2 separate regions of the Homo sapiens genome follow, and region 2 is linked to region 1. Evidence: chromatin loops called from intact Hi-C (ENCODE). Cell type or tissue: A673. All regions are shown on one strand. Each heading gives the region's core, and the rest is flanking DNA. Links, peaks and the distances in the headings are about the cores only. Region 1 holds the start of KCND2 (potassium voltage-gated channel subfamily D member 2). Region 2 overlaps LOC124901815 (a long non-coding RNA gene).

What was found. A loop is a pair of places that touch in the nucleus more often than their neighbours do. Peaks named below come from ENCODE experiments on the same cell type or tissue, not always from the same donor. Only the 100,000 strongest peaks of a DNase experiment are listed, where the experiment ranks them.
Region 2: it touches region 1 in a loop (6-fold over the local background); 2 of 110 quality-filtered maps call a loop at or near these places.

What each region holds. Positions count from the first base shown.
Region 1 is chr7:120,263,586-120,279,760 of GRCh38, forward strand. It overlaps KCND2 (potassium voltage-gated channel subfamily D member 2), which reads left to right and starts at 9,590. Exons shown (of 6, transcript NM_012281.3): 1 at 9,590-12,162. The coding sequence starts at 11,048. RefSeq lists silencers at 8,677-8,776, 9,696-9,845 and an enhancer at 10,286-10,355. In A673, for the core only: a CTCF peak has its summit at 8,788 (motif pointing left); a DNase peak (open chromatin) is centred at 8,796; H3K4me3 peaks cover 965 bases; H3K27me3 peaks cover 1,926 bases.
Region 2 is chr7:118,345,761-118,361,935 of GRCh38, forward strand. All of the region lies in intron 1 of LOC124901815 (a long non-coding RNA gene), which reads left to right. Among named protein-coding and RNA genes, the nearest start is that of ANKRD7, 130 kb to the left of the region's middle. In A673, for the core only: a CTCF peak has its summit at 7,278 (motif pointing right); a DNase peak (open chromatin) is centred at 7,301.

The DNA of each region.
Region 1 (16,175 bases), core at 3,865-11,864:
AGAGCATAACAAGTGGTTTTAAAGAAAGTAAACAAGCAAATTAATCGCCAGTTTTCTCGCAGAATGTGGCTTCTTAAATGATGAAAACCTTGTAAGACTTCTTTCAGGTTTTCAATGGCTATAAACGATTTGGAAGTAATTTATCTTCTTAGCCATTGTTAGTACCATATGCAAGAATTTGCTCTTCTCCAGTTTTAGAAAAATAAGACTTTTGTTTCTTCAGAACCCTTGCTGCTTCATTCTCATTTGTAGTCACAATTCTCAGTTTATGGCACTGGAATTTTTTCATAGCAATTAATCCTAAAGTTATAAATATGATAATGAGTCCAAGAAGCAAATTTATATGTTCCTACTTATCTTTCCTCTTCTCCCATTTCTGACAAATAAACAGTTTCTTGGAGAATGAAACACTTAGGGAACAGATTCTGAAATGAAACTCACAAGCAAGATTACTTTTGTATTAAAAGAGATTTCCATGTTCTCTCTCTCATTTGTTTTCCCCCAGATGTCAAGCTCCATCAGGGCAGGTTGATCTTGAAAACTTGGGTCATTCTACTATTCAACTTGGTGCCTTGCACATTGTGAGTGATCAATAATAATCATTTAGAAACCGATTTTTTCCTTCTAATTTGCCCCCTGCATTCTTAAGTCATAGGCATAACAAGTGCATCAGCATTCATGATACCAAGAATATTTTAATAACAAAATTATTATTTTTACCAGATTTATTAAAGTACGGTTGATGTACAAAATAAATTTTTACCAGATTTATTAAAGTATGGTTGATGTAATATGTACAATTTGATGAGTCTGGCTCATTACCACAATCAAGGTAATAGACATATCCAACACCTTCCAAAGTTTCACTGTGCCCTCTGTTTTGGGTGGTAAGAACAGTTAATATGAGGTCTACCTTCTCAACACAAATATTCTTTATATTAAAAGAACCACTGAGTTCTTTCATAACAATAGTCATCTCATGAGGCAGAATTGAGACTGTAACATGATGGTTAGATTTTGTATACCTATTTTCAAATTTGCTAGTCTTAACAGAGTTCCAATCACATAGATTGTGACAGATTCTCAGAATAGCATTGTGGGAACTTTGAGAATTTAGTCCATTTCATTACATAAAATATATTTAAGACTTTCTGTATATGAAGAATAAAGTCCCTGTAAATGGGTTATTTTTAATAGGAACTCTTCAAGGTCTAAAACTTGAAAAAGGGAAGATCTTTTGAAGAGGACTTTGCAAAAGACTTTGACGGTATTAATACATGGGATAAAAGAAGTTGAGCTCAGGTTGCCAACTTGTCTTTTTAATAATAGTCTAAAGAAAGACACAGGGTCACTGCCCTTTCCTTGAAGACCATATCCTAGGGATACTGTGAAGTTTTTGAAAACTCAAATATGTTTTAAGTATTTAACTAGCCTTAGCTATGCTGTGACTTTTATATGTACCCCTTATCTTGCTAGTATATCAGATTTTGTTTCCCCAGGGAACAAAGGTTAAAAACAAACAAACAAACAGACAGCTGTGTATATTTTCCAATGAATAAAGAGTACAAAAAAATTACCATAGGATAAAGCTCCTCTGCCAAACTCAAAATAATATGGAACCCAGAAAGTAAATTAAAAATATACTATATATTTTTTCTACATAGTCATAGTTTTTATGAAATGTTTACAATTCATGAGCAAATATTTTGGTATTTTTCCTTGGTAGTTTTTTCTTTGGTAGTTCACAATATAAACAAATATAGTGTTTTATGAAAAAATTAATACATAAAAATTTGAAGCTGCTAGACTTCAGTCAAAAGTTAATGTACATAACTCAATGACTGGCTAAAGGTTTTGCTCATTTTACATGTTGATTGAATTTCTTTTTTAATTCAGAACTACTATCTTTTAAAATTAAGATGATAGAATGTTAAAAATAATCTAATAGAGACTCAAAAAAAGAGTTATCTGGAAAGAGATTCTAAGGATGTAGTCAGATATACTAAATTTATCTTATTTAAAATAGATTATCTAGAAATTTAAATCCATCCTTCTGGGAAGTTGGTATAACTGGTTAAAATATGGGATGAGTAGATGTGGTGCTCTCCTTCCCTATGAGCACAGGCTTATTTCCTGCCCTGTCAAAGACCTCAGAGAGATACCTGGGGGACAAGTAAGAGAGTTTACACCTATCTGTGCAAATTTATCACCAGTATTGGGAAAAACAAATTGGCATGCAGACTTTACTACTGCAGACGTCTGTTGATGTATTTATGGAGCTAAAATAATATATACTTTAGGGTCAGAAGTCCTGGCAGTGAGTCAGCTTCAGCCACTTAGTTGTATAATATAATCCTGGAAAACGATTTAACCTCCTTGAGCTTTTGTTTCCCTTTGGGAAAAATAATCATTGGAATAATCCACATCTCACAAAGCCTTTTTGAGAATTAACTAGAGTAAATACATTGAGAAAGTACTTTTTACAGAGTCGTACAAATGAGGCTCACTGCTAAGGTAAATTTTTTTATCCACTGAACATCTTGGTAGTAAATTAGGTTGATTCTTTATGAACATTTTTTTAGAGAGTTAGATTAATAATCTCTAATGGAAAAAAAGGTATATATTAATTATCTAATTAGAGTATTTCTTCACTCATTCAACAAACCTTCACTGTATTTCTACCATGTGCCAAGCATGATAACAAATACTTAGGATCTAGAGTTAAAAGGCCATTGCCTTCTCTCAAGGAAGTTACAGTGCAGTGGCTAAGAAACAGAATGACACAGAGCTGTTACAGACTCTGACAAAGCAGATAAGTTGGACATCATTTTGAAGAGGTTAGTCCATGGTTCCTGGAGGATGTGAATCTTGAGCTGAGTAGCTGATAACTGGGGGAAAGGATGCATGTACCAAGACCCAGGATCAAGGTAAAACACATTAAATTCTGCAAACTAAAAACAGCTGAGCCAGACTGTGAAGTAGGTTAATGTTAAAATATCATGGGATGAGGTTTACAGAGTAGAGGAAGTAGAGATCCTGAACAGTCTATATTCTCTTGTAAGGATTAATTTAGGAAAAAAAGGAAGGCTATTGAAAGGGGTGAGATATGATTATGAGTTCATTAAAACATAACACTCTAAATAAACGGTATACACATTGCAAAGAAAGAAAACTGACCCTATTTGCAGGTTGACATGATTGTGTACATAGAAAACTCATGCATTAATAAGGAAGTACAACAAAATTGCAGGATACAAGATCAATACACAAAAACAAATTGCATTTCTATATGCTAACAATGAACATATGGAAATTGAAATTTTAAAAAACACAATACTATTTATAATTGCTCCAAAGGTAATAAAATATTTAGGCATAAGCCTAATAAAAACATATATAGCATCTTGAAAGTTACAAAATGCTGATAATTAAAAAAAAAAAAACAAATAAATGAAGAAACATACCATGTTCCCAGATTAAAAGACTCAAAAGAAAGATTATCAAGGTCAATTTCCAAATTTTAATATAGTATCTACTAAAACTCCAGGAAAGTTTTTTTGTTTATACAAAAATTAACTCAAAATAGATCATAAACTTAATTTTAAAATGTAAAACTATAAAATATTTAGAAAAAAGCAGAGAAAATCTTCGAGTCTTGGGACTAGGAAGAGTTCTTAGACTTCACACCAATAGCATGATTCACAAAATAAAAAATTTCTAAATTGGAGCATATCAAGATGAAAAAAAATTTTGTTTTGCAAAAGTCCCTGTAAAAAGGATGAAAAGACAGGTTACAGACTAGGAGAAAGTATTTGCAAACAACGTATGCGACACAGGACAATTATGTAGAATATATAAGGAGCTCTCAAAAGTCAACAGTGTAAAACAAAACAATCAAAATAAAATGCGCCAAAGGGTAACACATTTTACTGAAGAGTATATGCAGATGGCAAATACGAGCATAAAAATATGTTCAACAAAATTAGCCATTAGAGGAATGCAAATTAAAACCACAATGAAATATCACTATTGTCAAAGAAAAACCTGTCAAAGCTGGAAGGACACTAGTTAAAGTGGAGATCAATTTGTACAGAGGTCACCAGGCATTTTAAAGGAAGAATGAAGGAATGCAGGGCTGGCGAGCAGAGACTCAGTAAAGTCAGGGAAGTGGAAAAATTACAAAAATTGGAAAGGGGGGTTGCTCCATGTTAAACCCATCTGAGTTTGTTACTGGTGCTTACAGAAAGCAGGCTTCTACCCTCCCACAGAGGCTGAACCATAAAACAGGCCCTCAGCAAGCACTGAATTTACTGGCTCCTTTACCTTGGATTCTCCACCCTGCAGAACCGTAAGAAATAAATTTCTGCTGTTTATAAGACACCGAGTTTATGGTATTTTTTATAGTAGTTTGACTGGACTAACAGAGTATCAATGTCAATTTCCAGTATGTGATTCTATACTATAATATGCAAGATGTTACCTTTGGGGAAAACTAGGTGATATACATAAGGAATCTCTATTATTTCTCACAACTGCATGTGAATTTATAATTATCTCAAAATAGGTTTTTTGTTTGTTTTAATTCACTCTAGGTGCAGTGTAAGGATAGATAGATGGTAATGAGGGTGGAATATATAAGACCTATTGGGTCATTGGCTATGTCTGGGTGTTTGCTGGGGGGCAAGTAGTAAAGAACAGGATGACCACCAGGTTTCTTTGTGGGACTTCACTGATCAAAAGAGAAAAGAGGGAGTAGATGATTGGAAGAGAGAGATGATGCATTCAAGGTTGATCCTGCTGAGTTTGTTTTCCTTGTAATCAACCAAACAGAGTATATAAAATGAGAAGAGTAAAGAATAAGAATCCCTAAGCAAGGGAGATATATACCGTGCTCTTCGAGAATTTGTATGCCTACTTTTCACATAGCATTTCAATGCATGAATGAAGACTAAAATATCACTATCATCTGAATATCAGAACAAGGGGATTTTTGAATTCGGAGGGAAGAGTAAATACAGACAGACATATAGCAAATAACGACATTTCAGTCAATGATGGATCACATATACACAGTGGTTCCATAAGATTATAATGGACTATTGTGAATGGAATTGCATTCTTGATTTGACTCTCAGCTTGGATGTTAGTGATGTGTAGAAATGCTACTAACTTTTGTACATTGATTTTGTATCCTGAAACTTTGCTGAAGTTGTTCACAGAGACAGGAGCATTTGGGCAGACTATGGGGTTTTCTAGGTATGAAATCATATAGTTTTCAAAGAGAAGTAGTTTAATTTCCTCTCTTTCTATTTAGATCCCTTTTATTTCTTTCTCTTGCTTGATTGCCATGATCACTGTGGAAAGCAGTCTGGAGATTCTCAAAGAATTTCAAATAGAACTACCATTCAACCCAGCAATCTCATTACTGGATACATATCCAAAGGAATAGAAATTGTTCTGCCCTAGAGACACTCGCACATGTACGTTCATCACAGCACTATTCATAATATCAAAGACATGACACCAACCTAGATGCCCATCAACAGTGGACTAGATAAAGTAAATGTAGCACATACATAGTATGGAATATTGTGCAGCCAATAAAAAAAACAAATCATGTCCTTTGCAGCCACATGGATGGAGCTGGAGACCACTATCCTAAGTGAATTAACATAGAAACAGAAAAACAAATATCACATGTTCTCCCTGCTAAGTGGGAGCTAAACATTGAGCACATATGAACACGAAGAAGGAAACAGTGGACACCGGGGCTTACTTGAGGGTGGAGGGTAGAAGGAGGGGACTATTGAGTATTATGCTGATTACCTGCATGACAAAATTATCTGCACACCAAACCCCTAAAGCACGCAATTTACCCATGTAACAAAACTGCACATGGACCCCTTGAACCTAAAATAAAAGTTGGAAAGGAAAAAAACAAAAAGATTATAAGGGAGTTGAAAAATTCCTACTGCCTAGGGATGCGCAGCCATTGTAATGTCCTTGCCTAATGCGTTACTCAGGTGTCTGTGAGGATGCTGCTGTGCTGCCAGTCTTGCACAAGTACAGCACATACAATTATGTACAATATATAATACTTGATCATGATAATAAACGATGTTACTGGTTTATATATTTAGTATACTATACTTTTAATCATTATTTTTTAGTGTACTCCTTCTACTTATAAAAGAAAGCTAACTGTAAAACAGCCTGAAGCAGGCTCTTTCAAGAGGTATTCCAGAAGAAGGCATTGGTATGCCTTGGTATTCCATGCATGTTACTGTCCCTGAAGACAGAATGAAGAACGTTCAGTAGGAAAAGATGTGGATATGGAAAACAGTAATACTGATAATCCTGCCCCTGTGTAGGTCTGTGCCAGTGTAATTGTGTCCTAGCTTTTAACAAAACATTCAAAAAGTTTTTAAAAAGTGCAAAAATACCCAGCACTTTGGGAGGCCGAGGAGGGTGGATCACAAGGTCTAGATCAAGACCATCCTTGCTAGCACGATGAAACCCCGTCTCTACTAAAAATACAAAAAATTAGCCAGGCGTGGTGGCAGGTGCTTGTAGTCCCAGCTACTCGGGAGGCTGTGGCAGGAGAAGGGCGTGAAACCGGGAGGCAGAGCTTGCAGTGAGCTGAGATCGCACCACTGCAGTCCAGCCTGGGCGACACTCTGTCTCAAAACAAAACAAAACAAAAAAAGTACAAAAATAGAAGAAAACTTACAGAATAAGGATATAAAGAAAATATTTTTTTGTACAGCTGTATAATGTGTTGTGTTTCAAGCTAAGTGTTATTACAAAAGAGTCAAAAAGTTAAAAATTGAAGTTTTTAAAGTAAAAAAAGATAGTAAGCTAAGGTTAATTTATTATTGAAGGAAAAATAAGATTTTAAAAATAAATTTAGCATAGCCTAAATATACAGTGTTTATAAAGTCTACAGAAGTGTACAGTAATGTGCTATGCCTTCACATTCATTCACCACTTACTCACTGATCACCCAGAGAAACTTCCAGTTCTGTAAGCTCCATTCATAGGAAGTGCCAAATAAAGGTGTACCGTTCTTAAAAATATTTTATACTGTATTTTTACTGCAACTTTTCTGTGTATATATATGTTTAGAGGTTCAAATACTTGCCACTGTGTTACAAATTGCTTACAGTGTTCAGTACAGTAACATGATGGCAGGTTTGTAGTCTAGGAGCAATAGGCTGTACCATATAGCATAGGTGTGTAGTAGGCTATACCACCTAAGTTTGTGTAAGTACGCTCTATGATATTCAGACAGTGATGAAATCTCCTAAAGACACATTTCTCAGAATGTATCCCTGTCATTAAGCAATACATAACTATGGAAAGTATCTAAGGGAATTCCAAATACGGGCTGGATAAAATGAATTGCATTAGCATTATGCATTACAATAAAAAAGAACCAATATTGAGTACACTTCATGTGCTAAGTATTTCACTGGTGTTCAGAAGTATGATCCTGTTTCATCTTCACGACAGGCCTGAAAAGTTAAATTTCATTATCTATAATTTCTAATCATAGAAGTAATTTGCCAAATGAAACAAAGCCAGTAAGTAATTTCTTAAGCAAGATTTTGAATTTAGATGTGTTTAAGTTCTCAGCCCACATTCTTTCCACTATATCAAGAAGCTTGTTGAAGATGCAGGAGGGCAGATCCCAGTACCTTCTTAAAAACTGTACATATTATGTTCTTGCTTCTTTGGGGCTTTTGTGAGTTAAGCTCCTACTTTTACATTTGTAAGCATTCAGTTTCCCACACAGTTTTAAAGGCTCTATTTAGGTTCCTCGCCCCATCTTTACAGGAAAGCATGCCATTATTGGCATTGATTAAATATTCATGGCGCTCCACCCTCTGGATTCCATGCCCAGCACCTGTCATAGTGCCACCTTACTGTTTGGACTAACGAGGGGTTGGTTTTCTTATATTAATTGGTAGTAAGCCCCTCATTTCCATTTTCCAGGTAACATGCTTGTGTGTTTGTTTTCAGGTATGCAGGCTATATAGATTGGTTAACAAGCATCTTTCACTTAAACAAATAGATAAAGAGCAGGTGTCTTCAGTTCCTTGTCCTCAAACTTAAATGGTGCATTAGCTCTGACTTCATTACTACTGACACAGGATTCCTTAAATCTCTATTCTGTAAACAAATAAACAAACAAAAAATACCCTTTTATCTCTACAGAAAATCCTGTACATGATAAGGATATTTTAAATTCTCTGGTTATTTTCTATACTCATTTTTTAGTTTATATATTTTCTTTGACGTATCCCATTTCAAATTTTCAAGGTTGACACATCATGCCTGTAATCTCTAGGGCTTAAAAGTCAATTTCCGTAAAGTACAACACACAGTCCACTTATTTTACAAACCAAGGGCAGTCAAACCAAGCCATGAAAAGTAATTTTTAGGTAGAAATTAGGCTACTATTCTTCATCAATACAGATGAAGCCTCATTATTGCCAAAGATCTTAATTACTATGATGATGATGATTCAGTAATCTAGATTTAATTTTCAAAGGAATTTCAAAAGGAAACTCTCCACATCTCATCCCACAACTATCCAAATGCAGACTCAAGCCTAAGTAGTATATGTCACATAAACACAAAAAAGGTGGGTGGCAGCGAAGGGGTTTGGGGATGTTTATGTGATCTGACTCTCTGTTGGACCAGTTAATTTTGATCCTTCACCTTCCTAAAGCATCCAAACCTTAGGTGCAGATTTAACTTCTCGCCATCCACGCCATCTAGTGGCTTGTATGTGTTACGTTTGGTTTTAAGGATGATTCCTAATGACTCGGGGGCGGGGTACGCGAAAAACAAAAAGGTTGGTAGCGACAATTTTCCTGTGTCTCTCTACCTCAGTAACCCCTCATACGAACACCTTTAACTCTTTTAACTATTTTAAATATGCGCAGTGATGCGCAGAGAGGATGAAGGGGACGCAAACTTTCAGAGACGCACGCCCCTTGACGATGACATTTAGAAAAGGGCTCCACATCCCTGTTATTCGTAAAGGACGGGAAAAGGAGTTGTGTCAAGACCTCGATCGAGGAGAGTCTCTGATTTTTTGGCAAGTTGGACAGATGGCATATCAATCCCTGCAACGTTAACAATCTGGTTTTGAAAATAAATAAAAACAGAAAGAGGAAATGCACTTAAAAATTCCGCGTCGGAGCTTTGCGGGTCTTGCCTTCCAGTCGCCCCCAGAAGACAACCAATTCCTGCGCATTCCGCTCCGCTCACCCTCCTTCCCAGCTTCTCTCGCTCTCTTTCCCCCCATTTTCCCACGCTCGCCTTGAACCGGGACTCGAGAGGCAGAAGCAAGGCACGGGTCCCCTTTCTCCTCTCCTCCACCAAACCACCGCAGCCCAGCACGTGAAGCTTCCCTTTGTTCATCCGAGGCTCGCTTTTCTCCCCAGCAGATCCACCTGGATGCTCTCCCTCGGTGACATTTTGCGCCGGGGTTGGTGGGTGGCTGGGGTGGAGCGAGAGGAGCCCGAGGGGGCGGGGGCGGAGAAAGGTCAAGCCGAGGGAAAGGCAGGAGACGCCTTTCCTAACCTGCGTGGCGGGGCGTGCGCGCGGTTATTTATTTATTTTCTCCTTATTTATTGATCGCACTAGCAGAGCAGCGCGGGGAGCCCGGGGAGATGCAGGACCACCCACTGGCGGGGAAGCAGCTAGCAGCCCTCCCGCGCCCCCGCGCTGCCGAGCGCCTTCTGCCTCCGCGCTCGGACGAGAGCCCGTGCCGGCCCCGGCCCCGGCCCCACCGCGCCAACGCCGCCCGCCCGGCCGCCCCGCAGCCCCGCCGCCCCGCAGCCCCGCACCGCGCTGGCCAGGCTCCCGCGACAGTGGCCCCGCAGTAAGTTGGCAGGAGCGAGTCCCCTCCGTTCTCGCCTCCCCCGCACCTTTTGAACTTGTTGCTGCTGCTCTGCTCGCCTGCGCCTGGCTTTTGGAAGGTGAAAAGGAGGAGGGAGGCACGGAGGGATGGGGGAAGGGAAAGAAGAGCTCGCTTGAGCTTTATTTATGCTCTCTCGGCGCATCGGATTCGGCTGCTCGCGAGCTGCTTTCTCTCCTCTTCCCTTTCCGGGTGCACGGCGAGGAGAAAGTCTCTATGCAACTAAGCCCCGGCGCGCACTTGGCCAGGTATGTACCGCGGGAGCGGCGCGTTCTGCGCGGAAGCAGATGCTGCTGCCGCCACGGCGGCGGCGGCTGCCAGCTCCTGAGCTCTGTAACTGTCACACTGCACCTGAGCTGAACTTGAAAAGAGAGTGAAGGGGCGATTGGGCGAACGCTTTTGGCAGACACAGAGGGTGTTTGTAGACGTGGGGGAGGAGAATCTCTATTAACGCCCCCCACCGTAACCACTGCACATCACCTCCATCTCTGCAAATACAGCCCGAGGAGTAGAGGCAGCAGCAGCTGGACCCCCAAAGAGAGACGTGGGGCAGCGGCTGTGACCGCATCTCCTGAGCTACAACAACAGGTCGCCTTTTTGAGACTCCTTTGGCGGGAAGGGCTACTTGGAAAGGAAGGTTTGAAAGAGTGAGAAGGGTAGGTGTAAGGGTTCCCTAATTCGTCGAAAGAATTCTATTGGGTGACTCTCGTTCGTCTTCTCTATCCTACACTCCACATACTGACCCTATATTATCCAGACTGTGCCGGGGAGAAATCAAAAACACCTGTTTGAAGAAACGGCTGCACCTGTGTGCTTATTTGTGCCAGAGGGTGGCCTAGCCCACCTGCAGGAAGAGATTTGGCTGGGTTCTGTTGAGGGTGATTGTTAGGACGTTGTATTTTGTTGCCATTATTCCAAATACCTGTCTTGGAGGGAAAGTTGCCCTTCTGAGAACTGTGACTTTACCAGGAGCCCTATCTTGGAATAAGAGTTACACCTCTGGACCACGTTTCTCACTAGTACTTTGCTTGACTGGAGGAAGTGGGTGACTTTTGGCTGCTTCGGTGACCCATTGTAGACGCCTCGTTACCCTTCTTCCTTCCGCTTCAAGTAATCATGGCGGCGGGGGTGGCAGCGTGGCTGCCTTTTGCAAGGGCAGCGGCTATCGGGTGGATGCCTGTGGCCTCGGGGCCTATGCCGGCTCCCCCGAGGCAGGAGAGGAAAAGGACCCAAGATGCTCTCATTGTGCTGAATGTGAGTGGCACCCGCTTCCAGACGTGGCAGGACACCCTGGAACGTTACCCAGACACTCTACTGGGCAGTTCTGAGAGGGACTTTTTCTACCACCCAGAAACTCAGCAGTATTTCTTTGACCGTGACCCAGACATCTTCCGCCACATCCTGAATTTCTACCGCACTGGGAAGCTCCACTATCCTCGCCACGAGTGCATCTCTGCTTACGATGAAGAACTGGCCTTCTTTGGCCTCATCCCGGAAATCATCGGCGACTGCTGTTATGAGGAGTACAAGGATCGCAGGCGAGAGAACGCCGAGCGCCTGCAGGACGACGCGGATACCGACACCGCTGGGGAGAGCGCCTTGCCCACCATGACTGCAAGGCAGAGGGTCTGGAGGGCCTTCGAGAACCCCCACACCAGCACGATGGCCCTGGTGTTCTACTATGTCACGGGGTTTTTCATTGCCGTCTCTGTCATCGCGAATGTGGTGGAAACAGTGCCGTGCGGATCAAGCCCAGGTCACATTAAAGAACTGCCCTGTGGAGAGCGGTATGCTGTGGCCTTCTTCTGCTTGGACACGGCCTGCGTCATGATCTTCACAGTTGAGTATTTGCTTCGCCTGGCTGCAGCGCCTAGTCGTTACCGTTTTGTGCGTAGTGTCATGAGTATCATCGACGTGGTGGCCATCCTGCCTTATTACATTGGGCTGGTGATGACAGACAATGAGGACGTCAGCGGAGCCTTTGTCACACTCCGAGTCTTCCGGGTCTTCAGGATCTTTAAGTTTTCCCGCCACTCTCAAGGCCTGCGCATCCTGGGGTACACACTGAAGAGTTGTGCCTCAGAATTGGGCTTCTTGCTTTTCTCGCTCACCATGGCTATCATCATCTTCGCTACAGTTATGTTCTACGCAGAGAAGGGGTCTTCGGCTAGCAAGTTCACCAGCATCCCTGCAGCCTTCTGGTATACCATCGTCACCATGACAACACTAGGGTAGGTGCCATAATGGGAAATGGGATGGAGGTTGGGTATGGGTGAGGCGATTGTGGACCCATCGAGGTTACATGGTAACTCCGGGGAAATCATTTGTTTTCTTTCCTGAGTTTAGGAAAGCATTATCTAAATGGTTTGGCAAAACTCTTTTCATCTGTGAAATGGGTATAATACACACGTTGAAGTATTAAGGCATTGCTGGCAAATGTTGATGCCTGAAAGTGATAAAGATACAAAGAAATTTTAGAATTCCTGAATATATGAAAGTAGTAGCAATATTTATATTAATATATAAAAATATGACAATGAAAAACAAAATCTATGCCCTAATAAAGACACAAATATATACAATGTATATTGAAATGTCTATAAAGTGGTTCAATGCATTTAAATGAAAAGTTTCCAGGTATACTTGAACTATTATTTTCATATGAATAGATACTTATGGTGTACATTTTTCCTCTAAGAACCATAATTCCTATTTTACATCGTAATACATAGATTGTAGATGTAATTATCAAAGTATTTTATAATATATATGCACATATTCATATGTATGCACTTTAATTATGGTTGATAGGTTATTCAGTCTTTTAGAATATCAGAGCTGAAACTGATCAACTCTACAATATGCAGTGGAATTAAATTTGCAACATATTTCAAGCTCTAGGTTCATAGTTTCAAAAAAAGAAGCAAAAGACTGTCATCCACACATTTTTTTTTAGAATCTACAGATCCCATCAGGCAATGGGTCCACACCCATTAAATACACATAGAAGATAGAGCAGTATCTGGTAAGATTGATGGTCACCAAGGCTGGCTGTATTATAAAATTTGGGGTCCTAATTTCCTTTTAGAATTTTTTTGTGAATTCTTTTTTGGGGGTATAATGAAGTTCTGCAACCAAAGGGACAAATTTCTGAATTCATGCTGTTGTTTTTAATATACTTTTAGGGCTAGAATTAAGTTTTTTTAGGTAGTAGAGAAAAGGAAAGGAGGCAAATGATTAATAATGTTAAACTGCAGAAAAGTAGCAGCATTTTACATATTAGAGAATCTAATAAAATAAAATGGTTAGATCTTTTTACTTTTATGAGTTCTTAGATAAGCTGGGGAGTGATGTGAGTGCCTTTTCTTCAGCTTTGTGCTACTATTCTTGCATAGGTAATCAGTTTAGTGAGGATTTGGTAATGGCTATAAGAAAAAAGTTATTCCCAAGGCTACTCTTTAAGCTTTGTGTTTTTGGATAATTTAATTGGCTTCTTTAAATGACATTGTGGTTAAAGTCAACTTAATTTTATTAGACATATTGTGTTGTACAGAATTTCTCATGTCATGTGGCCAGCTAATGGAATAGTTTATATATGAAGAATTTTAGGCTAGGTTAAACAAGAAATTGGGGTAAAGAAAAATACAATGATTTATGATTTTTATTTAGTCTCATTTTTTTAAAGACCTACTGGTACATTTAAAAAATGAATTAGTGAAAATCCATGTTCTACTTCTTATATTTCCTTTTTATCTTGTTGGCAAATTTGTGACAGTTTATAAGGATAAGGATGATGCAGAATGCCTTCGCAGTGTAGGTGCTGATTCTTTATCAAAGAGGTTTGTTTTTGTTGTCTTGTCATTTTGTAGCAGGAGATCCTTATTAAGGACAAATGGGTAGTGCAAATCACCATCATGACGTCAAATTAGAAGTACACTTGAATAAAAAAGATTCTGTTTTAATAGGAAGGGAGAACTATTAAAATGAAATACACTTTAAAAATTTGGTATATATGGCTGTGTTTCTTGAGGTATCAGTGAATCATTTTAATGCTATATAGTGTCTATATGATTGAATATAGGTATAAAAAGAATGTTGATGAGAATTCTAATTTCATATAGCTAATAGTTCTATACTAGACTTGAGAAGTTAGCATTATTTTAAAACTTGTTTCTGGAAATGACTTTCCAATTTTTATTTTATTTTGAAGCTTATTTTTGTTTCAAGGAAAATATGAGACAACATTAAACATTAGTGACAATTTTTTATTATGTAAATAAAATACTTAAAAGCACCCATTTTTGAAAATATTTAAGAAATTGAATTATATTGCCTGAGTAAAATCTATGCAGTGGATTTAGTTCACATGTTTCATAGGTAAGTAAGTGGATTAGAAGCATTGAATACACACGCTTTCTCAGAACTTGGAAGCTAAGTGGAAGTTACTTTAAAGACTTAGCTTCACTGAATTTGAACATTTTAATTTTCAGGAAATTAAGCTAATTAATGATCCTGATGGAATAGAGCAGTCATACTTTTAAGATGTGGAAATGTCGATGTAATCAAAATGAGAACATATATGGACACTTGACAAATCATATGCTTTATAATATAACAGAATTTCATAGAAAAATGTCTTTAATTTCTCATCAAAATGTATTATGTATTGTACCCTGAAGAAACAGATTCTTATAAGCCCTGCCTTTTTGGTGCCATCTTTGTGACTCAGTTATTTAATAATACAAAATATTCAATAAAAGCCATTGCCTAACTTTATTGTTTAGGCTGTAGTTCTATACTTAGAGGATGAAGTGTAAGGTGCAAACTTTCTGGGAAATAATAGTTGAAGCCAATATCCAACTATGTCTGAATGATTATCAAGAGTTATCTGAGCTCTTTTTATGGGGCTATTAATTTTAATGGAGCTAAATGTTCTTCAATTAGTGATAATAGAAGTGAAAATGTGATTGTAAACAGTGGTTATTGAAAGTTCCATCTCGTATGAACGTTATCTACATGAGAATAAATAACCAAGAGCTTTGTCATTCAGGACTGGCAGAATCATTTGCAGCTTCTAGAGTATTTTAGACAATATTCAGTTGGTTTTATGATCTAAAGAACTGAGTGTGTCTATCTTAGAACCAAGGTGTATTTGTATCACCATTTTATTTGCTCCTTGAAATATCAAATATATCAGTAGACTATAACTTGACTATGCTTACTGTATAAGTCATTACTTAATCTATCAGAAAAATGAACGCTTTAAAAATAGTTTTCAGGCTACTTAATTTCCTACTAAAGTAGGAAACATAGAAAGCACAGTTTAAAAAAAATGAAAAAATAATGTCAGAATTTTTTTTAAGTGTTTAGATTGAGTAATCAGGTAGCTCTGTTCCTCCATTTCATCCCTTCTTTCTGAGCGCATTTCACAGGTCCCTGAATCACCCTTTTATCCACCCGGCTCCCCTTTCCATAATGTAAACTCTAGTTACTGCCATTAACTGCCTTATTAGAAAAAGAACCTGGAACTCCTCTTTTGTCCTAAAGTCCTTTGGAAAATAACATCCAGTTGTTATTTTTCATTTAGATTGTAGTACTCAAATCTTGCTAAACTTAGGAAATTTCCAAGTGTTCACCAATAATCAAAAACTATTTTGTAAAAATGTACTAGACAGTGTCAAGCTTCAGTTTACTATTGCACCTCATACACATGATCTGGAAATTAGAAGTGGTACCAGGTGGCACATTAAATAATTGAAGGGTTATTATTATGTTAAGTAATATAAATATTTGCATTCTTGGTCTTATTACCATTTAGACAATTTCTTTAAAAGAAGGGATCATATTACTCATAATATAAAACTTAAGAATTTCAGGAGTGTTATTTTTGTGGTTCATCTCACTTTAATTTTAAAACAAAATTGTTTTCATCAAAGTGTTCAATATGGGAAAGTTGCTACATGGCATTTCTGTAAAGTTTATGTTTAGAGATAAATTTTATTATTTTAACGATATAAATTATATGCTGATTTCAGAACAAATTTGGGAAAGTAAAAATTTAATTTGTATTATATATTTATCTAAAACAAATACGGTGGCGTTACATCTTTGCTGCCAGAAAACTTAGCATAATTGCCATATTTCAATTTTTGTGCGTTTGGTGAATTACTATTTTAAGGAACAACAAAAAAGCAGAAAAGTTTTCACTTAAATTTTCATAGCGATGTATCAGGGAAATTCCTTT
Region 2 (16,175 bases), core at 3,265-11,264, 1.9 Mb before region 1:
GCAAGTCAGAATTGTGCCATACACCTAGCACACACTCAATAAATAATATTGTTTATTAAATTATTCAATTGTAAATAGTTTTGGACTTTTCAAGCAATGCTGTGTAATTTTTTTCTTTGTATAATATCCTTTTAAAATTTTGGAGGGGGCGTTTATGAGTTTTTTGGCATACAAAAACTGATTCACAGAAAATAGTCTCAGATATGAAGGAAGGCAGGATGATTAGACTAGATGGGATGAGATATGATATCCTGATTAGTAGGAAACCAAAAAATGGTTAGTTCTGTTTGAAAATTCATTTGTATGGCTGATTGGCATGTAGACATAAAAAAATGGTCATGAACTGACTTGTTCACTTTTCAACTAATTTAAGGATTATAAAAACTTAATGACCACATGCTGTTAAAATTCCATTTAGAAATTAGCAATTGATTATGTGGCACATTGCAATTCTTAAGCTCTCTTCATTAGTAGAGAGTGTAATCTAATCACATTTGCAGAGCTAAAACTATGCCTTTGGATAGATAGATAGTCTGGAACCAGGAGACTTGGTCCTCCCTGATTGTCAGGGTAAAATACTTACCTCTATTCAGCGTCTCGTAAAGGCCTTTCTTCTGTGATCTCAGAAACTCAGCTAGGCCAAGGTGTTAATGGCTTAATTATGCTTACCAGGACTGTTTTCATTTGAAAGGAAAAAAGCCTATAAACACAACAGTGATTGAATAAATAGCAGCTTAGGAAGAATTTCAGTAACCTAGAGAATAATTTTTTTTGGAGTTTGGATTATTAAATAGATAACTGCTTATTCGTTCTTTCTCTTTCTGTATATATGTACATAAAATGTTTACATATAGATATACATAATATATATACACACATACACACATATATATCATGAATATGTTCTATGATGAAATGTGTATTTATATATATGCATATACCTTCCCAGCCCCCAGCCTCTACATATTTATAGTCTTTGATCATTCTGGGGATCCCACTGAATGTTTGAATGTCTTGGAGAATGACTGAAAACTCTCCATACTGGGAAGTTGGAGATATAATGTGTGGAAATTGTTGAGTTTAAGACTCCTCTGTTTTTCTTTGCCCCACTTTGGGAGTTTAACTGTGTGTATGCCCTGTCATTACTCAGCAAATAATGAGGAGGATGCCTATGCAGATGTCTGGAGCTCTTTTTCTGCATAGCTCTCTTCTCCCTGGAAGTCTGCTGTGTGTATGTCAGCCAACTCCACCTCCCCAAATCCTATGGTATCTGGCATTTACTATCATTTTTCTGGGTTATGTAACCTCTAGCATCACTTACTGTTGTGTAAGTGATGTTTTTCTAAAAATTAAACTCTGCAAGGAAAACAAATATGCAGTTATTTTCCTCAGATAAATACTTTGTAAACTATACAATTGAGTACAGTCTCAGAATTTATACCAACTTTGTGGAAGAGAAAATTAGTAAAGTTTAATTATAATAATTTATTTTTATTAAAAAAAGAGTTGATGTATGTCCCAACAGAACCACATCACGCACATTTTTTTACTCCAAATTATATATAGTAGTAATTGTAAAGATTAAAGTTATAAAAATGGATTCTGTAAGTCATATTAAAATATCCATAGCCATAAAGTAATATTTCTTATATATATTATAGTTACACATCTCTCTCCTTTTATATGTCTCATGAAGTTGGCTAAATATATATTTTTTTCTAAATCTTTTAAATTAAGCCCACCCAAATTAAGTACTCAGTGGAGTATTAGAAGTTTTTCTTTCTTTTTTAAAATTCAAACACAGAGTTTAAATTGTTTTCAGTGTGATGTTGGTGTTTCTGATGGAGGAGAGTCATTTAGCATTAGAAAATTTGAAGGGTGCCAAGTTTCACTTCGCAATTTTATTTAGGGTAGGACTTAATATACATTTCAGCTCAATGCATAAAAACATGGGTTTGTTGTTGTTGTTGTTTTTCACTTCAACAACTACCTGAGGTGTTTGCCCAAGAAGAGGAAAAGCTTTGATGGGACAGGAGAAAAGCAAAGGATGGCTTTTGATTAAACTATTTTGCATTAAGTAGTAAATGATAGTTTGAGGCAATGACAAATTTGCATATGAAATTATTTATCTTAGTAATTCAGATAATAAATGCATCTGTCTCTGTCTGTCTCTCTAATCTTTTTTTGATATCATATCTAGAGCACATCTTTAATCAATTTTAATTACCCATTTTCCTTCTGAATTTAATATATATGGAGATGAAAATTCTAAATGTTTTTAAACTGTTCACCTTTCTGGCAACAAAATGTGTAAAACAAAGAGCTGATTTAAACAGTAGAAACATACCTACATTATGAATTATTACCATTATTAACATCTTTATATCAATGATTGAGCTCTTACTACCTATCACTGTCATAGTAAAGTTATAGTGGGATGTTCATCCTTAAGAGATTTTAAAGCCCTCTTGGAAACTGATTATTTCGTTCCATTCACAAATGTTGAATGCATTCTAAAAGGAGTTGAAAATTCCTATTAATCAATCTTTAACAATAAAAAAGTTCTGGTACATTGGATATATTATTTGGCTTGTCCAATGTAAAGATTGCATCTATAAATATTGCTAGCTATCTGGATTACTCATGCCCAACTGCACTTTTAATTAGTGTATTGACTTTTTAAATTTTTTTAAAGTGTTTTACATTCATGAAATTACATTCTATGCTCATTCAGAATGAAAATGTTCTTGTCATTTTCTCTCTGTCACTTGATGACCAGCATTTAAAACAGGCAAAGTATACCCAAATTTCAGTGATAATTTATATCAAAGAAGAATACTGTTTTTACTTTTATTTCTATCTCAGAATAAAATTTGTTAGAAACAATCATTTGAAGATGGGGGTTCAAGACACTTTCTAAAAGTTAAATGTGTGTTTATATTAACACGGTTTATTGGATTTTAATATTCTGTTGATCCAATAACTTGCTTTGAGCTCCTTTTTTTTTCTTATTGGAAAAACAAATTTTCTCCTTAGCATTCACATGTATATTAAAGAGTAAATTTTAAACTCATATAAAGATAGTAAATATCATAGAAGGTACAATTGCAAATAGCCTATGTCACTTAATAGAGTAAGGGGCTGAACTCTGCAAAGCCAGTGTCTTTATATTAAAATATGATTTATTAATTTAGAACATGTTTACTGATTATCTTCACAGTGTATAAGATATACTATGGTGTATAGGACAATTATGTAAAAGATATAAGGTGTACATACACATAACTATTAAATAAGATTGGGTTTTCCAAAAACAGATTCAGAGGGCAAGCCATCAGAGTAAGGGGCATGACAGTTCCTTTCTTGGTTTGCAGTGAAGGTAAAATTTGATCTTGACTTGAGCAGAATCTAGATGTGGCGATGATAGGAGGCATTACCAGCAAAGGAGACAATTATATCAAAGGTATGGAGCCTGCTATTTATGAGATATTTACTGGATGTGAGATTTTGATTAGAAGCCAAGCTGAATATAATGAAATAGCAGAAAGAAAGGCTAAAAGACAAGTGGGACAGATAAAAAAAGGATTTGAATAGCAGATTTAAAAGTTTGGTTTTTACCCACTAGGTGATGAAGAACGACTTTAATAATACTAATGAATGCTATTGCTTAACATCTACTGAATTATTACTCTATGTCACATCCTATTCTAAGTACCTCACATGTATTAGCTCATTTCTTTTTTTATTATAGTAAATGAATTTATTGTGTAGATATAAGGCATACAATATGGTATTATGGGATATATGTGGATAGTAAAAAGTTAGTGTAGTATAGCAAATCAACATACCCATCATCTCACATACTTACTCATCTTTTGTGTTTTTTTGTGGCAAGAGCAGCTAAATTTTCATTTAGTATGAATCTCATGTACAGTGAAATTATATTATCTATAGTCCTCATGTTGTACATTAGATCTCTAGACTTGTTTCTCCTACATATCTGCTACTTTGTATCCACTGAACTGTATCTCTCCATTTCCTGTTCCACCCCGGTAACCACTGCTTTATTATCTATCTCTGTATACTTGAATGCTTTTGTCTTTTTTTAGATTCTACATATAAGAGAGATCATGCAATATGTTTCTTTCTGTGTCTGGCTTATTTTATTTAGCATATCTTTCAGGCTTATTCATGTTGTGGCAATTGACAAGTCTAATTCTCAATTATTTTTTGAGGCTGAATAATACTTTATTGTATACATGCACTGCAGTTTCTTTATCAGTTCATCTGTTGACAGACACTTAAGTTGTTTCCATATTGTATTAGTCAATTTTCGTGCTGCTGATAAAGACACACCCAAGACTGGGAAGAAAAAGAGGTTAAATGAACTTGTAGTTCCACATGGCTGGGGGGCCTCACACTTATGGTGGAAGGCAAGGAGGAGCCAGTTAACGTCTTACATGGATGGTGGTAGGCAAAGAGAGATCTCGTGTAGGGAAACTCCCGTTTTTAAAACCATCAGATCTTGTGAGACTTATTCACTATCACAAGAACAGCATGGGAAAGACCCACACCCATGATTCAATTACCTCCCACCAGGTCCCTCCCACAACACATAGGATTCAAGTTGAGATTTTGGTGGGGACACAGCCAAATCATATCACATATCTTGGCTATTTTGAATAATTCTGCAGTGAAAATGGGAGTGCAGGTATCCTTGTGAGTCAGAAATTTCATTTCCTTTGAGTATGCACTCAGAAGAGGGATTGCTGAGTCATGTGGTAGTTCCATCTTCAATTTCTTTATGAACCTATGTACTATTTTCTGTAATGGCTGTACCAATCTACATTCTCACAAACAGTGTACCAAGTTTCTTTTTCTACACAATTAGCTCTGTGAGTTGATTCTATAATTATCCTTAGTGCATAGATAAGGAAACAGAGATCCTGAATAGTTTAGAATCTTGTCCTATGTCAAACAACTACTAAATGGTTGAACTCAGTCTTTCTCTGGAGCAACACTGTCCAGTAGAACTTTCTGTGATGATGGAAATGTTCTGTATCTGTGTTGTCTGTTATGGCAGCCACTAGCCCCATGTGGCTGCTGAGCACTTGAAATGTCACTAGTGACTATTGATTATTTACATTTAAATAGCCACACCTTGCTTAGTAGTTGGCTTACTGAACAGCAAATTTCTGGAGTATACTCTCTTTGCCATTATATTTTTGAACAGAGAAGAGAAGTTCTTACAATGATGCTATATAGCAGCACTTTCCAAAGCATCTTCTATGGAACATTGTTACAAGAGATGATTTCACTTTAAAAAGTTTAAAATCCAAGTAAGAGAGGGAAAAACTGCATGGTATTTTCTCTTATTGAAAGCTCACTTTCACATTAGTATATTTTAGCCTCTTCCGTAAATATATAAATTTTAACTTTAAAAAAGTCTAGTTTTTCCATAACTTATTTGGCCAGAGACTTTTATTCACCTAACACAGTGAACTAGTATTTTGCTTAAGATACTTTGAGGCAACGCTGCTCTAGGATGATCAAAATGGCAGTAGGAATTAGAAGGCGATGCAGTGAGGAGACACCAAAGTCTTCATAGCCATGTGGCTGATTACTGACTGTGGCTAGGTGAAAATTAATCAATATTTTAACTGGGCATATGACAGCAAGAATGGAAAGTGGGGTGTGTGTGTGTGTGTGTGTGTGTGTCTGTGTGTCTGTGTGTCTGTGTGTCTGCTATGTCTTTGTATGTATGGTGTCTGAAGTGGGGGACATGTTTATGAAGTTTAATAGAATTTCAAGTTTTATTAGCTGAAAGGATGGCTTGATGTTATAATCAGGTTGAAGTGTTTGTAGAACAAGTACACTTAGCAGATATACTAGGTATATATACAGGCATATCTAGTAGGAAGTTTGAAAAATGTGGTTTGGGTCTAGAGCATAGAAGAGGGCATGTGGCTGTAGGTGGAGATTTTGGAGTCATCTACATAGAGGAGCTGTTTAAAATGTCGAGGATGAACAAAATTTCTAAGAGGAAGTGAGCAGACAGAAAAGAAGATGACCAAACATAGAACTTTATATTAAGAGCTTATTTGTAAATTAATGTAGCTTATGAATTGTATGTATGTTTTTGTATATGTACATTCTATTTAAAATATTCTGATGTAAGAAATAATATAGTTCAAACAAAACTTCCAGACCTAACTGTATATTAATTTTATTATTTATTAGAAAATTTTCATGTCCAAATATCTCTTTTATTAAGAAGTCAATAAATATACACTGAACACTTACTATATATCAGATATTGTTTTAGGTGTTGTGGGTACATCTTTGAACAAAAAGAAAAACCTTTTTACATTCATGAACAGTGATTACATTCACTGAAGATTTTCTAGTCCTTTGACTTATTCAATTTTAGCAATTCCTAATTAGTAATTTAGGCAACAATATTTTATCGAGTATACGTTTGTTATCATTTTATGAAATGTATGTATATTATTAGTAATTTAAAGGGAAAGCAGTGAAAAGCATCCAAAACTTTAAATGGAAAAATGATAAAATGCACTTCTGCATAACATCTCTATTGAATTAAAAATATGAAGAAATAGGCAAATTTGAGTATGTGGGACTGTGGAGCTTACAGCAATAATCTTTTTGATAAAAATCAGGCATAATAAATAAATAAATAAAACCATTAAAGATCTTCCACTGGAAAACATTTCCTTAAACAAGAACAGAAAATGCGGGTCTGGGAATGTCAGACCCTCAGCTCATGATTCTAATAGTTTTCCCTCCCATTCTACTTAATTACTTTTATAAATTACATAAGAGAGGTTTTCATGAAGCATGAATCCTTACTCATTTAATTAGGAAGTTAATATAACATGATATAATTTATATATGGCCCTATAAGTTCAGTATATATTCTTATTTACTAAATATAAACTATATTTATAACATATAAATATGTAAATACATGTTATATAATTATAATTAGTATTTATATAAATATATGTTACATAAATATATTAAAACTACAACATTTCATGATATAAGTTGAGGCAAAGTACTAAAAAGTAAAAAGAAAAAATAATAGCTTGGTATAGAAATATTTAATCTTCATAATTACTGTTTAAGAAACATTACCATTAAAGGAAAAATCTGTATGCTTCTCGCCCCTCTCTTTATCATTTTAGTAAATATGAACTACCTATTAAGTTAAGGGACTTCCTCGAAATTTACACATCTTCAGGATCATTATACTAGCCAGGAGATGGCACTAATGCACTTTGTTCTATCTTCCAGAAAGTAACTCTATAAGCCAAAGGTTACCTTAGCAATGCATTATGTAATATTGTGTAAATTAAGCATTTTGTTTCATTCCACTTTCTACCCTTCAGTTATTTATGCTGCATGTTAAGATTAGTGTCTATATTAAAAGCTCAATTTGTTTTAAGTCAGGAGCATAATATATGCTTTAACCAAATGAGCTGTTTCATTTTGCAATTTAATAAATGGTCTAGTCTAGAAAAGAAGTAAAGGAAAAATATTTATGTATGAAAAGTTCAGAGGTTACTAGGTTTGTAAATAATAATAAACTGCATGGATACCAATGGAGATCAAAAAACTCTATCTAATTTAGGTTGGGGATAATGATAATGTGAGAACTGCTGTGGCGTTTAATTTCCTTCATCACTTGTAATTCCCATAGTGTTAGTGGATCCCTTTTTTTTTCTTGTGAAGAAATTTGACTTTTCACATCTAGTAAGTATGAACTAAAAGTATCTGATACAAGCCTCAATCAATTTATGAAGCTTATTTTGCCGAGGTTAAGGATGCATCCATGACACAGCCTCAGGAGGGCCTGATGACATATGCCCAAGGTGGCTGGGATACAGGTTGCTTTTATACATTGTAGAGAGACATGAGACATCAATCAATATGTGTAAGATGTACATTGGTTCAGTCTGGAAAGGCGGGACAACTCGAAGTGGGGGCAAGTGTTGGGGGGTGCTTCAAGGTGATAGGTAGATAAAAGACAAATGGTTGCATTCTTTTCAGTCTTTGATCAGCCTTTCACTGAATACACGATTTATATGTGAGAAGGGGGTAAGGTAATAGTCTCTTATGGCTTAGTCTAGCTTAGTGAATCTGCATTTCTACATAAACAATAAGGCAGAAGAATCAATCAGGTATGCATTTGTCTCTGGTGAGCAGAAGAATGACTATGAGTTCTGTCCTTTGTCCTGCACTTGTGAAGATAAGCTATCAATTTACATTGCCAGTGTGAAATTCAGCAGAACTATTTTAGGGTAAAGATCTTGAGGCCCACAAGGAATTTCCTTGCTTTCCTGTCTTGCCACTAAACCTAATATATCAAAATAACCTGCTTTGGGCCATACTCTGAGCCTGCATTCTTTCTATAACTTTCTATAACTTCAAAATAGTATATAAGTTTCTGTACCTTACTGGTGGGTTGGGTCATCATCTTGAAGGCTCTCATGTATACATGTTAAATAAATTTGTGTGCCTTTCCTCCTACTAATCAATATGCCTCATGTCAGTGATTTTTCAGCAAAACTTTAGGGGGCAAGCCCCCATAGTTTGCTTTCTTATTATTGAGTTTTGATTTTTTTAATACATATGCTCTAGGTAGATATACTTTATGGGTTATATAATTTATAAATATTTTCCCATTCTGAGGTTTACCTTTTCATGTTCCTTAGAGTGTGTTTTAAAGAGCAGAAGTTTTTATTTTTGAAGTTTATATTATTAATTTTTTCTTTTATGTATTGTGCTTTTGGTGTAATGGCTAAGAAATCTTGGCCTAATCCAAAGAAAAAATAATTTGTTCTATGTTTTCATATAGAAATTGTAGAATTTTAGGTTTTATATTTGTATATTTGTCATTTAGGTATATATGACACATTTTGAGTTACTTTTTTATATGGTTTAAATTTTGGATCCCAGTTCATATGTTTTTGCATGGGTAACCAATTGTTTCTGCACCATTTGTTGGTAAAATTCTTCTTTCTTCACTGAATCCCCTTTGCACCTTTGTATAAATTTACTTGCTTATATATTTGGAAGCTATATCTGGACCCTTCTTCTGTTGATCTGTTTGTCTATCTTGATGTCGATGTTACACTGTGTTAATTACTGTATTTTTGTAATGTCTTGAAATGACATAGTATATTTTTCCAACTTTATCTTTTTCTAAGTTATTTTGTATATTCCAAATCATTGGCATTTCTATACCAATTTCAGAATCAGCTTCTTAATATCTACCAAGAAAAACCTGAACAAGACAAAAAACAAATCCTGCTGGATCTTTGATTGTGATTGCATTCTTACTGTGGGAGATGAGCCCGTGATTTTGAAGTTTTTCTTCTTTTCTCACTAAATATCTCACTAGATATTTAATGTTGTGCATTTTCTTTTAATTTCTACTTTAGTGACATCCCATAAATTGTTATATATTTTATTTTCATTTTCATTAAGATCAAAATACTTCTTAATTTTTCATTTAATTTCTTCTTTGACCCATGCGTTACTTAGAATTGTGTTTTTTGTTTTCAGATGTTTGGAGATTTTCATGATATATTCTTCTTATTTATTTCTAATTTAATTCCACTGTGTTCAGAAATTATACATTGTATGACTTAAATCCTTTTCAATTATTGTGACTTGTTTTATGGACAAGAATATGTTTCTGCATATACTTGTGAAGAATGTGTAGTCTGCTTCTGTTGGATAGAGTATTTTATAAACATAAATTAGATAAAATTGATCGTTAGAATTGTTCGTATTATTTATATTCTTACTGAGTTACCATTGTTCTATCAGTTATTGACATGGGTTATTGAAATCTCTGACTATACTGGATGATTTGTCTGTTTTTTCCTTGCAGCCTGTCAGTTTGTGCTGTATGTATTTTGAAGCTCTGTTATGAGATATATAAATGTCTAGAATTATTATGTCATTTTAATAACCTGCTTGTCATTAAGACATGAACCTCTTAATATTTTTGTTATAAAATTTACTTTCTCTAATATTAATATAGCCATTTAGCCAGTCCAGATTTGTAGTTATTGGTAGCAGAGTACATATTTTTTATACTCTTATTTTTAGCCATTTTTATATTTAAATTGGGTTTCTTATAAGCAACATATAGTTGGTATTTTTTTTGCTTTTTTTTTTGTCCAACATGACAATCTCTGCCTTTTAATTGGGGTATTTAGGCCAATTACATTTAATGTGATTATAGATAGGGTCAGTTCCATTAAAGGATATATCATGTTTAACGTACATATCCACAAAATAGATCTTTGGACTTTCTTCCTTTAATCTTTTTTTAAGCTGGATGTGGTTGGCATATTACTTAGTTGCATAATTATCCCTGCACCTCAGCTCATAAATTGGATGACCATATGACCTATCATCCAACCCAGCACTCTTTTGAGAAAGAAAGGTGTTTTCTTAATTATATTTTTGGGGTAATTGGTAAAAACGTTAGAAAATTCTGGTCAAACAAGGTAATACATTCACCTTTTTATAACTTTATACATATTTCCTTGTGTGCCTGCTTATACAGACCTTTTGAGTGAACATGAAGTTTGAGAGGGCAGGCCTAGTCATCATAGACTTATCATCTCATATTTACTGCTACTAGTGTCAATATTGAGGTTATATGGAACAACATAAAGAGCAAGATTATCAGACACCTGCAATTTCAGCAGTACATGTTTGTCAAGAGTCACTGAAGAATATAAAAAGACAAAGTACAAATTTACAAGAAAAAAACAAACAACCCCATCAAAAAGTGGGCAAAGGATATGAACAGACACTTCTCAAAAGAAGACATTTATGCAGCCAAAAGACACATGAAAAAATGCTCATCATCACTGACCATCAGAGAAATGCAAATCAAAACCACAATGAGATACCATCTCACACCAGTTAGAATGGCGATCATTAAAAAGTCAGGAAACAACAGGTGCTGGAGAGGATGTGGAGAAATAGGAACACTTACACTATTGGTGGGACTGTAAACTAGTTCAACCATTGTGGAAGTCAGGGTGGCTATTCCTCAGGGATCTAGAACTAGAAATACCATTTGACCCAGCCATCCCATTACTGGGTATATACCCAGATAAATCATGCTGCTATAAAGACACATGCACATGTATGTTTATAGCGGCACTATTCACAATAGCAAAGACTTGGAACCAACCCAAATGTCCAACAATGATAGACCGGATTAAGAAAATGTGGCACATATACACCATGGAATACTATGCAGCCATAAAAAATGATGAGTTCATGTCCTTTGTAGGGACATGGATGAGGCTGGAAACCATAATTCTCAGCAAACCATCGCAAGGACAAAAAACCAAACACCGCATGTTCTCACTCATAGGTGGGAATTGAACAATGAGAACACTTGGACACAGGAAGGGGAACATCACACACTGGGGCCTGTTGTGGGGTGGGGGGAGTGGGAGGGATAGCATTAGGAGATATACCTAATGTAAATGACGAGTTACTGGGTGCAGCACACCAACATGGCACATGTATACATATGTAACAAACCTGCACATTGTGCACATGCACCCTAAAACTTACAGTATAATTAAAAAAGAAAAAGTAATGGTTCGTTTATCCCATGTTAATAAGAAAAGTTATGGAATTTTGGAAAATCTTAAAGATATATTTTAATTAAAAAAGAAATCAAACCAATCTTTCTTGAGTTATTAAAATAAAATATCTAATTCAATAAATTTCATACTTTGTAAGCATTATTTTAACATTGTATACATATTTTTAATGTGATTATATGTATGAGCTTATAAAAGTATACATATAAATAAGTGAAAACAATAAATACGTTATCTTAAAACTTGCAAAATTCTCAATCATATATTTTATGATACATAGGTATCTAGAGACAACTGACTATAAATAAGATCAGTTTTTGTTTGTTCCCTTCAGTTTTATCTTACTCTCATTAAACTGACACACCATACAAACAAATTTAAGAATATTCCATTAAAAATTGGTTTAATATGACCATTTATCTGTTAAAATTTTTTACATAAAACATTTCCTGATTATAATATTTTTATAATCCTGTTTTAGAAATTTTCTAAAAGTCTTCTTTTCATTGGTATAAAACAGACCTCAAAGGAGATTAAATTTTCTCAGTGGCAATAACTACGTTATTTTTACATCCATTAAAAATATTTCTTTTCAAACCCTGAAACATTAAAATAATAATTTCTGATTATCTTTATTCTTTCTGTATATATCATTTTCACTGGTGATTAACAGTGACAAATTTCTATAAAAAGGACTTCATTGAAAGTAGTGCAAGTTGTGTGTGAATAGCAGCTGCCTGAGTACAAAGCTTAATCAGTACATATAGTTAGCGAAGACAGGTTTGTATTCATAAGCGCATAAACATTAATGACAAGGTGAAATAATTTTTGACAAGCAATTTTTTTTCATTGTGAAACCAAATTTTTAACTATTATTCAAGTCTTTTCAGGCATAACTTTGATATTTTTCAAGTTGGTTAAAATATCATTGAACTTATATGTTCTATTACATGTTTTTGAAACAAATTTTTGGTTCTGGAAACCATAACGTGAGACTGTTTTTTTACAAGGTATTTTATTCTCTGCTTAGAGACCACCCTCTTCTATCCTCACCCTTTGCCTAGCCAGTTTCTCATCCATCAAATACCAACTTAAACTTCAGTTCCAGGAATGCCCAAAGAAAGTCTTCCTCAATTCGTAGATTAGATCATATGCCCATTCTTATTGTAACAATGGTCTTTTATAGCAGTTATAACAACTGTGATTAAAACAGCTAATTATTTAATTATTATCTGCACTGGGGGCTATGATGTACATGCTCTGCTGGTAGGAATTATGTCTTGCCACTGAGTCCTAGCACCTAACATACCACCAAGTACAAAGTATGTTCTCAATGACTATTAGAATTGATTTTGATCATGTATGACTAAAAAGAGAAAGTTAATTGGATGTTTAGGTTTTGATGTTGTATAGGAAAGCATAATTAGACAAGAGGGTCTAAAATCCTCTAAGAGCATATAAAATTAGAGGTGTGAAAGCATTTAATAATGTTAAGAGTATAATTTAAATACTTAAGGTACTTATTTTCTTACAGCAGATTTATTTACAATTTAATTGATATTTAGGTGCTTTAGTGAGGTTAATCTGCTTTATTGGTTAGGACCTGAGCCATATGAGTTTGAAGTTGGACATTCTACCTCTTGTCCATTTCAATGGGGAGTGGGAGGAATTGTTTCTATGGACTTAGACTATAAATAACCCCAACTTGTTTTATACATTGTCCTGATATTGGCACCCGTCAAAAGAGTGAGTGTCTTTGAACAACTGCACATAGTGTTTAACTTCTCTGTGTCAAGGATAAGGAAAAACTTCCCCCTCACACTGTAAAGTTTTGCTGAAAACAAACACTGACAAGAGGCAGATTAATAGTAGAAAAGGTATATAAATTTATGTAATCATAGTTTCATGTGATATGGAAGCCTTTAGCATGGAGGACTGAAGATATCAGGAAAATTGTCCATTTTCTTCTTAGGTTCACCCAAGAACAGACAGCTATGTAGAAATATAATTGCACAAAAAGGCTATGATTTAATGCTGATAGACGGAATGGGGAAACCCAGCAAGGCCTATCTGTCTAGATTTTTCTTGGCCTCTCTGAGAATGCATTCCTTCTTACTGGGTATGGCCAGTTTTTACATAGAAAGGCAGAGGAACAGTTAAGAGTCATATTTTTAGGTTTTATGGCTGGCTTTGGGAAAAAGGGGTCCGATTTCTATGACCCAAGTTGGGGAAGAGGATTCTAGTTTCTATGGCTAGACTCAGGAGAGAATGGGACTGAGAGACAGAAGGGCAGGGGAAGGTCAGAACTACACTTTTGCTTCTGAGGCTGCTTTTGGGGCCTTCGCTTTGGTGCATTGTCTTCTGACAACTGACAATTCTAGTCAACCAACATTTATTGAGCACCTGAGGTTACTGAGAAGACAACTGCACTGAGGAGCACAATGTCTGGCAGGAAAGCCAATACTGAGTGTATTGAAACAATTATGACTATTTCATAGGTGAAGCTTATGATCTTTTTCATGCAAATTAGTTCACACATTCTGTCATGCTTAAAAATTGTAATTTCTGTCAATAGAGTTTATAAGATTCTCACTTAAGAAAACTTTAGCTGCAGATTTTGAGTTTATTCATGTCTCCAAGTTTATGATCATTTGAGGGTAACTTTTTTTTTTTCAAATGAAGCTGAATTTATATAGACAAATAACCTGTTTTGAAAACTTTCCTCACAAACCATAAAGTAATAAAGCAGATATGTGGGAAAAACTCATTAAATAATTTTTCATTGACTTTGATAGAAATATTTGAAATATAGCCAATTGCTTCAAGTCAGTATTTTGTAAATTAGTTACACATGGAAATTGATGATGAACCTATATTTTCTTGCAATCTAGCTACTCATTACTTGTAGACTAGTAGTACTTTATTTACTGTATCTCAGCTTTGCATTAGCATTAGTTTTATACTACAACTTGTACTGTGTTATAGGCATCATAAAGCCAATAATTTGTCAGATACTTTAAATGTAAATTGGTAGATATTAAGTTACAGAGACAAATTACTATACCAGTAACTTGATGAAATCTTTTCCACACAAAACTCAGAGGGAAAGTGAGGACATTTTATTGAGTCAAGCTCAAGAAAGAAAAACTTTGTGTATGTTGCCACAATTTGAATGTCATTCAATCAGGGAGCCAGGCCAAGCAAAGTCAAGGAGAAAAGAGGTCAAATCAATTGGACTTTCTTCCTATTTAACAGAAATATTTTGAAACCCTTAAGTAGTTTTTCTACTAACATGTTTTTGTCTAACTATTTGGAAAAACAGCCTCAAGCTGCCATTTCTGTCACAAGGTTGATTAGATCCAGAAACAAAGAAAGTCATATTACTAGGATGCATAAGATAATCAAACAAGTTATTTAAGTTAATTAACTATTATCTAATTTTGTAAAAATAAGTTCTGTGTAGAATCGATCCAAATTATTGCAAGAATATTGTAGCCAGTATGTTTTCAATTTCTCCATTTAATTCTAATATTGTCTCCAGACTTGTATGTTTGAAATTAGTATGTGATCATGTAAACATTGAGTGCTCTTTATTACCAGGGCAAAAGTCTTCAAACTTTAAAAAAAGTCACTAATATTTACTTGGTTATTGGAAATGTGTCTTTTAAAGACATTTATTCAGCTTTATCAATTATTTAATGTAGTTACAGGTAAATATTACTGGCTGCTAGGAGACAGGGCCTAGTATAATCCCTTTTCTATATTTTTTTATGCATGGAAATACTGGGATAACTTGTTCAAATGTATAACTAGACGGAAATGGAAGAAGTATTTTGTTTCTATTTTCTGAGCAATATCATTCAATTGTGGGCCACATAGAGTACTAAAGTCACATTCCAAAAATCACATGGCAATCTACTATCAAATATGTTGTTAATCTATCACATGACAGCTTGTTGTGCTAAACCCCTATCAACTCCAAAGGGGATGGCACCAGATTCAAGAGGCAGACCAAGATACCCAGAGCCAGCAAATGAGCCATGGAGATATATTGAGGGCTTACATACAGGGAAGGAAGAAAGCCCAGTGGCAGTGGGCTGGATAGGAGACTTGCTGGCCCAGTGGTGGCAAGACAGGCAGAACTGCAACTGCTTGTAAAAGGCATGCAGTTCATATGACATTTTCACTTAACACCCTCCCTGTAACAACCTTTACCTGGCAACCTTCATTTAACCCAAAACAAAGGGGCTGATCTCCTCTGTGGCCCAAGTTCTTTGGGAAGGGCCAGGGGCTCAGATGTTCCTCATTGATAAGGAATGAATCTCAGATTGACCACTCCCGGATTCCTTAGCAAAGAAGTTCTGGACACACATTCAGGCGAATCTTCCACATAGGGTCATTCTCAGGGTATGTGCAAGTCAAGTTATTGCTGTCAGGTGCGTCTACCATACACCACTCAACTAGATTCTCTAAATCCAGGAAATGAAAAGCATATAATTTGTTAGC